Linked DNA regions of Mus musculus: regions 1 and 2 are each linked to region 3. A link is a loop called in an ENCODE intact Hi-C map of the cell type or tissue named here. Cell type or tissue: left cerebral cortex. All regions are shown on one strand.

The links. Peaks named below come from ENCODE experiments on the same cell type or tissue, not always from the same donor. Only the 100,000 strongest peaks of a DNase experiment are listed, where the experiment ranks them.
Region 1: it touches region 3 in a loop (2.2-fold over the local background); 3 of 42 quality-filtered maps call a loop at or near these places.
Region 2: it touches region 3 in a loop (2.3-fold over the local background); 10 of 42 quality-filtered maps call a loop at or near these places.

What each region holds. Positions count from the first base shown.
Region 1 is chr4:155,143,994-155,146,493 of GRCm38, reverse strand. Morn1 (MORN repeat containing 1) reads right to left here. Exons shown (of 14, transcript NM_001081100.1): 14 at 987-1,327. The coding sequence ends at 1,185. Among named protein-coding and RNA genes, the nearest start is that of Morn1, 59 kb to the right of the region's middle. In left cerebral cortex, a CTCF peak has its summit at 1,453; DNase peaks (open chromatin) are centred at 255, 1,478, 2,130 and 2,435; H3K27ac peaks cover 1,491 bases.
Region 2 is chr4:154,966,138-154,968,637 of GRCm38, reverse strand. The region is part of intron 1 of Pank4 (pantothenate kinase 4); the gene reads right to left. Among named protein-coding and RNA genes, the nearest start is that of Gm42363, 3.1 kb to the right of the region's middle. In left cerebral cortex, a CTCF peak has its summit at 1,252 (motif pointing right); a DNase peak (open chromatin) is centred at 1,267.
Region 3 is chr4:155,248,105-155,250,604 of GRCm38, reverse strand. Faap20 (Fanconi anemia core complex associated protein 20) reads right to left here and starts at 639. Exons shown (of 4, transcript NM_001190445.1): 1 at 543-639; 2 at 1-99. The coding sequence starts at 604. In left cerebral cortex, CTCF peaks have their summits at 1,160 and 2,329 (motif pointing right); DNase peaks (open chromatin) are centred at 53, 638 and 1,165; H3K4me3 peaks cover 1,103 bases; H3K27ac peaks cover 1,184 bases.

The DNA of each region.
Region 1 (2,500 bases), 100 kb after region 3:
ATTGTGGCTACCCCTAATGTCCTGAGACAAGGATAAGAAGCCAGTGTCATCTCAGAACCTCAGTGGCTGTGTCAGGAAGCCAGAGCAGGAAGCCCGGGGTCTTGCCTGGACAGCTGGTGGGTTTGCTGATGACTGTGTAGGTGGCCAGCCTGGAGCTGTTTGCAGAGGCTGTGATGGAAAGCAGCCCCACCTGGCCTGCCTCGATTACCAGGACAGACCTGATGCCAGCTGAGGAGCCACTGTGGCACAAGCCCCGCCTGCCATACCCACATGGAACAGTGACTGCAAGTTTCAAAAGCTCAGCATGCTGTGGGGAGTTAAATACCAGAGGCTGCCTGAGGATGGGCTGGAAAACGGCAGCTGCGGCTGCTCACTCCCAGCCATTTTCCTTCCTAAATTGAAACATCATTTTCTTTGTTTTTCTTTTGACAGAAATTTGGTTTCATCTTGAGAAGGAGGAGGAGGAGGAGGAGGAGGAGGAGGAGGAGACTACAGAATGTTGTACTGTGCCTGAAGGGCAGACTTGAGAAGTGATGCTCATGAGTAGTTTAGGAGATAACAGTAGAGGGCAGGTCCAGAGACCTCCTGTGACCTGGTGAAAAGATGGCTGACCCAGGGGGTTGGGCCTCCTCAGCAGTCAGGTGTGTCCCTTCAGCGGCAGTTATGAGACCCGCCCCCCCCATGACCCTACCTTACCACTGCTGGGGATGACCAGGTAAGGAGGCCCTCTTCACTCTGCGACGCTAGGGAACCTGAACTTGAGGCTCCTCACGCTGGATGGCCTAGTTGCCCCCAGTTCTTGCCTTCACAGAAATCTAACGTAGACCTCCATGGCCCTGGGAATAATGTTGGTGGGGCAGATATGAGGGTCCTCAGAGGGCACTGGGACACTGAGCCTAGCCTCTACCTGTGTCCCATAAGACTCCAACCCAATGCAGTGCTGGGGCCAAGAGCCTGCTAGAAGGAGTCCCACAAAAGGTGCTACTCAGGGTTGGTATTTAGAATTTTATTGACGTCAGTAGCTGTGGGGCTCACGTGGGCAGTCCTAACGCTCAGGTTGTTTAGGAATAGAGAGGATGTGGTCCCTGGGAGAAGCAGCATCAATCTCCATTCAGGGAAGGCTGGCCTTCCCATGAGGGTATTGCTGGCTCCTTTATGTCCAACAGCCAAGAGTAGCCGCTAGCTTAGAGCTTCTGGTGATCTTCAGGGACATGGGGCCAGTGGGTGTCCCCCTTGGCTAAGATCCGCAGGTGTTTGAAGGTGGTGGGCAGCCTGTGGCCCAGGAAGGGAGGGCTGGTCACATCACAGACCATGAGCACATACTCCCCTGTGAGGGACAGGCAGGGGTATCAGGCTAGTGTGACCACTGGAGCCTAGGCTCTTCACCCTCCCTGGGTATCTCAGCCCTATCATCTCTGCCTGCCACAGACTGCCATCCTGAGGTTGGGTGTTTGGTTAGCAAGCGTTTGGGCAAAGCAACCAGCTTCGCAGGCCCAGCCTGGATCTGAAGTAAGCAGTGGTGTGGGCCAGCCCTTGGGGTCAAGCCACAGAGACCCCTGCTCCCAACTGCTAATTAGGCCACGTGGCTGAGTCTTTTTGTAAATACTTGACTACATTGTTTTTGGAGAAAACACATTCATTTTCTCTAAATATTTAAGAAATAGCTGGGCCTCTGAAGGTTTGAAGTGTCTGGTGGGGTCCTGAGGCCCTGGGGGGGTGCTGTTGGGAAAGCCCTAGGGGACTGGAGGGTAGAAAGCCTGGGGGTCTCTGGAGAGGGAAAGCCCTAGGGGGGGCTGAGAGGGAGGGAAAGCCTGGGGGTCTCTGGGGAGGGAAAGCCTGGGGGGGGGGCTGGGGTAAGGGAAAAACTGGAGGCAGGAGAGAGAAAGCTTGGGGGGCTGGGGGGAGGGAAGGCGGGAGGGGGGCACAGAAGGGAAAGCACTTTTCCTTTCCACAGTCTGTAAACTGTCTGGAGAGCTTCAAAGTTGGAGAAACCATAAAAAAGAAAATAAGAAATAACAAAAAGGGAAGTTGCCATAGAAACAGCCCTCTCTCCCTCCCCTGAGCCCGCTGGGGCTGGCACCAGAGTGTGGAAAAAGCTCCTTGGCTGGCCCAGGCTCACACCAGGAATGTGGCGGCAGCTGAAACTGGGTTGGGGCAGGCTCCCACCACCAAGCACAGCAGAGCCCAGCCGAGTGACATTCCAGCCACTGAGCAAGTAGTTACCCTCCATTCTGGCTCAGCTAAGGGCTGTGCCTTCCTGGACAGGACAGGATGAGAGTGGGCCTGGGGGCTGGAGGAATTTGCTTGGCCTTGGGTCAGTTTCTTTAGAGAAACTGGCTTTAGGAGGCCCATGAACTGGGACTGGGGTGCCTGGGACGGGGGACGCACATTGTATCAGTAAAGCAACGGCAGCAGGCCAGCCCCGCTCTGGCAGCTGGAGGAAAGCCCTGCATAGCGACGCAGCCACAGTGTTCCCAAGCAGCCCATCTCTAGGCGTTCC
Region 2 (2,500 bases), 280 kb after region 3:
TGGGTTCTAAAGAAATTTACTTTTCAAGAGCTGGGGAAAGGCTCTGTTGATAAAGCCTCAGCCTTGCCACCATGAGGGGCTGAGCCCAGATGCCCAGAACCCATAGGATGGTGGTGTGCGCTTATAATCCCGCAATCACAAAATGGAAGAGGAAAAAAACCAGACAAACTCCTAGGGCTTGCTGGCCAGCTACTCCAGCCTACTTGGTAAAGCTCCAAGCCAGCTAGAGATAAAAAGGGGAAGAAAGGTCTGAGGTGCAGACTGACGTGGGACTCTGACCATCCCTCTCTAAACACTCGGTTACAAAGCCAGGCCTGGAGGTGCAGCAGGCCTGTAACCCCAGCTAACTGGGAGGCGGAGGTGGAGGCAGAGACAGGAGGATCACAAGCTCAAGGCCAGCCCAGGCCGCTTAGTGAGATCCTGTCTCACGATAAAACATAAGACGTGGGCTGAGGGCAGAGGACATGATGCAAGTGTGGTCTACTGTACATGGAATGTTTTCTTCCAGCCATAAACGAATGACATCATGTAATTAGCAGAAAAGGGGAAATGATCAGATGATCAGATTTGGTGAACCAAGCCAGTCTCAGAAAGACGAATGCACATTCCTCTTATTTGTGCTTCCTGGACTTTATACGTGTGTGTGTGTGTGTGTGTGTGTGTGTGTGTGTGTGTGTGTGTGTGCGTGCATGTGCGCACACGTGTGAGACACGAGAGAAGTAAGATGTCTGGGGAGACAAAATGAGGAGAAGGACGGGCACAAGCAGAGAACTTGAGCAGAAATATCCCCTGCATACATGACACATGACACATGTATGAGTTGTTAAAAAAACATCCTACAAAGAGAGGGATGGGATGTAGCTCAGTGGTAGACACGTGCCTGCACATGCAGGCCCCAAATAAGCAGAGCTGTCTGCCACACCTGACCTCTCATCTTAAGAGGTCACGGTGGGTAACACACAGCACCTCTGAGATGCACGGGGTCAGCAGGGAGGGCTTACCTACAGGGACTGAGGGTCAGGAACGGCCACAGCCTTTAGGACTTTGAGCCCATGGAGCAGCCCAGGACCCACAAGTAGGCAAAGGAAGAAAGTAAACAGCCTTCACAGGCCCCAGGCTCTTTTGTTTGCTGTTTTTAAAGATTTCATTTTTATATATTTTTTAATTTGGGGGGAGTTTATTTTTATTTCATGTGTATGGATGTCTTGCCTAAATAAATGCCTGAGCACCATGTCCATGAAGTGCCTGAGAAGGCCAGAAGAGGGCGTCGGTTCCCCTGTAAATGGAGTTACAGGTGGTTGTTGGGAATGGAACAGGAGAGTCCTCTTAAAGAATCATCAGGAGTGGTGGCGCACACCTTTGATCCCAGCACCCGGGAGACAGAGACAGGCGGATTTCTGAGTTCAAGGCCAGCCTGGACTATAGAGTGAGTTCCAGGAAAGCCAGGGCTACACAGAGAAACCCTGTCTCGAAAAACCAAAAAAAAAAAAAAAAAAAAAAAAAGTCAGTGTTTTTTTTCCTACTGCTTATCCATTTTCTTCAGTTTGTGAGGCAGGGTCTCTGTAATATAGACCGAGCTGGCCTTGAACCTATGGCGTTCCATCTGCTTCTGCCTCCCAAGTGCTGGGATTAAAGGTGTGCACCAATCACCACACCTGGAGTCAGGCAGGCTTTCCACATCTTCACAGAGCCCTGTCACCATGGAATACTGCACACTGCCAACCTCTGGGCTCCAGAAAAAGCACAAGACCTCTGTCCACTTGAGCCACACACTCCGGGGAGAGTTCCCCAGAGTTCCAGAGAAGGACATATCAAGGACAAGCCCCTGTAGGCAGAAAAGACACTTTCCAGTTTGTAGAAGCACCTGCAGATTCACAGGCCCCCAGGTGACACAGGGGGAAAACGGGAGTGTCTGCACCCTACTGCAGCTCCATCTCTCAGAGGCCTGACCAGGCAAAGGTTTCTCAGTGGCAAAGTAAATAGGCTAAGATATCTGTAAGTGTTGGCTTTGAGGAAATACTCAGGGACTACAGGAGAGCAGATGCTCAAATTCACAGACGTGCAGGACCAAGGTGTTTGGAGGCCAGAGTTCTCCCCTCAGTGAAACTGACACAATGCAGTCTGTCCTGTCCAAGCAGGGCACGGAGAGGCCCATTTTTGGTTTAGTGAGTGTATCATGTGCTTAATCTCATCCCCGGCCACAGTCCTAAGCCTCCTGATCTCGCTCTCCTGCCCCCAATCCGAGCCTGTCCTCAGGCTTGTCTGATCCTACATGCTTTTGTAACTCACTCCGAGGACACTGTTTCCTAAAAGACAAAGCTGCGCAAATGGATGGAGGTGTACTTTACCCAGTGATGGATCCGGGAGTAAAGGAGCTTGCTGTCTGGAGTTTGATTCCCAGGACCCACATGGTGAAAGAAGAGAATCCCACCAAGTTGTCCTTTGACTTTCACCACGGCACCAAGAAGGGCAGGACAGCCTTGCATTTACTACCCCAGAG
Region 3 (2,500 bases):
GTCCAATCCGCGGTCCCGCTCACGGTGCTGCGCAACAGAGCAGCCCAGGGCTCACTCTTACTTCCCTCCGAGAGAAACCAAGGGCGGCAGTTAGGGGGCCTGGGAAGCACAGGAAGAGTCAGCCGGGGCATCCATGGTAGAGATATCGTGAAGAGTTGATTCTACAGTGAGGGGTACCAGGGCTAGGGAGCAGGTCCACAATGGGGTAATGGAGGAGGGAGTCCATAGTAAGAGACCGGGAAGGAACCTCACTTAGAAGGGTAAATGGACTCTTGGGGGAAACGGAGCCTGGGGCTGAGAAAGAAGTGGATAAATGGGCGACGTGAAGAGGGGTGGCGGAGGTGGTGGTGGGGAACAGCAGCGTTGGGGCGGAAGAAGCGACCGCGCCCCGAGAGAGGCGGAGCGCGGCTGGTAGCGAGATGCACGCGTGCGAGGAACCCCGCAGCTAGGCGGGAACATCGAGGCGTCCCCATCGCCTTCCCGGTGTCTCAGCGCCTTCCAAAGCCCCCAGGACCCCACCCTTCCGCTCTGTCCCGCCTCACCCGCCCCCCGCGGGCGGCCTCCGACGGCTCAGCCTCCCCCGCAGTCTCCGCTCCTCCTCCATCCTTCTCCAAACAGCGTCCGGCGGAAGTGAGACTTACAGCCCGGCCCGCCCTCCGACCGGGATCCGCTCCGGCGGCTTCCAGACCCCCCCCACTCTCCGCTCTGCCAAGTGCCAGCTCCCCTTTGTGGCGCTGGAAATCTAAGGCGCCGAGATCCCAACCGTTGGGAACACGAGGCTGCCGCCTTGAGGGAGAGGCGGGACAGGGCGGAGCTGCCCTCCAGTTTGCAGGGGTGCGAGATTGGGCCACTCGAGCCTGTGCAGAGCCTGGGCTCCCTTCCGTCAACACGTGCAGAGAGCTGTCAGGCTTGCCCTGCCGGTGGCACCTCCCAGACAATGCCCTGCCTCAGTTTCCAGTTCTGTAGTCTTTTTCAGGAAGGCCCCATGGATAGGACCAAATTCTCAGGCCCAGTTTTGCCAGCATCTTCTTCTTAAAGGAGGAACTGGGTTTTTCTACCAAAGAGAAGAGCAATCAAACCGCAAAGCCCAGGGGACGAAGGCTCAGAGTGAAAAACCCGGGCTTCCTACCTAACCAATATCCCGTCCTGCAATCCTGCAGCCCATCACTTGGTGGCAGCAAAAGTCCAGGCACTTTGATGTACGCATTGGGATTCGCTAGTAGCTTTCTACTTCACAGCCCCCAGGGGTCAGGGCCGTTCCAAACGCCTGTCCTGCAACCATCTGACTCGCAGACCCTTTTCCTGGGTCTTCCTCCAGTCAGAGCTTTGCACCCCATCCTTAGGTGAGATCACACACACACACACACACACACACACACACACACACACACACACCGTGTGTACTTCCAGGTTCCACATCCTGGAAGTTGTGTCTAGACCAGGGTCTGGGGATGGTTTCTGCACTAAGGTTGTCTTCTGTCTCTGCAGACTTGAAGAGGAAGAGCAAGTTTAATCTCGGAGAGCGCATGTATTTGTGCCGTATGTGTCTGGTGCCCACAGAGATTGGAAAAAGGTCTTGGACCGCCTAGAACTGTGGTTACAGACAGTTGTGAGCTACCATGTGGGTGCTAGGAAATGAACCTGAATCCTTTGCAAGAACACTGGCACAGACCTTTCATCCCAGTACCCAGGAGGCAGAGACAGGAGGATCTCTATGAGTTTGGTTTATGGAGTGAGTTCCAGGAAAGCAGGGCTATGAAGAAAGATCCTGTCTCAAACAAAACAAAACAAAAAGTTGAATTTGGGCTAGGGAGGTGACTCAGTAGGCAAAGTGTCTATGCAAGCATAAGGGCCTGAGGTCAGTTCTCAGAATTGACATGAAACCATGCAGGACAGCGCAAGTCTGGACTCCAGGTGTGCTGTGAGAGGAGAGGCAGAAACAGGAGGTTCCCCTCGCCTGAAGCTTTTGGGACTTGTGGACACAGTGCCTTCACAAGGTGGAAGGCGAGGTTGTCCTCTGACCTCCACCACGGTGTGTGTGCCCACCCTCACAACACACAGGAAGGAATTTTTAAAAAATATTTATGTATGAAAGTAATCTATCGACGGGCGTGGTGGCACACGCCTTTAAATCCCAGCACTCGGGAGGCAGAGGCAGGCGGTTTTCTGAGTTCAAGGCCAGCCTGGTCTACAAAGTGAGTTCCAGGACAGCCAGGGCTATACGGAGAAACCCTGTCTCGAAAAAACAAACCAAACCAAAACAAAACAAAACAAAAAAAACAAAATAACAAAATAACAAAAAAAAAAAGTAATCTATCTGCATGTACACCTGCATGCCAGAAGAGGGCATCAGATCCTAGTATGGATGGTTGTGAGCCACCATGTGGTTGCTGGGAACTGAACTCAGGATCTCTGGGAGAGCAGTCAGTACTCTTAACCACTGAACTATCTCTCCAGACCAGGAAATAATTAATAATAATAATAACAACAACAACATAAA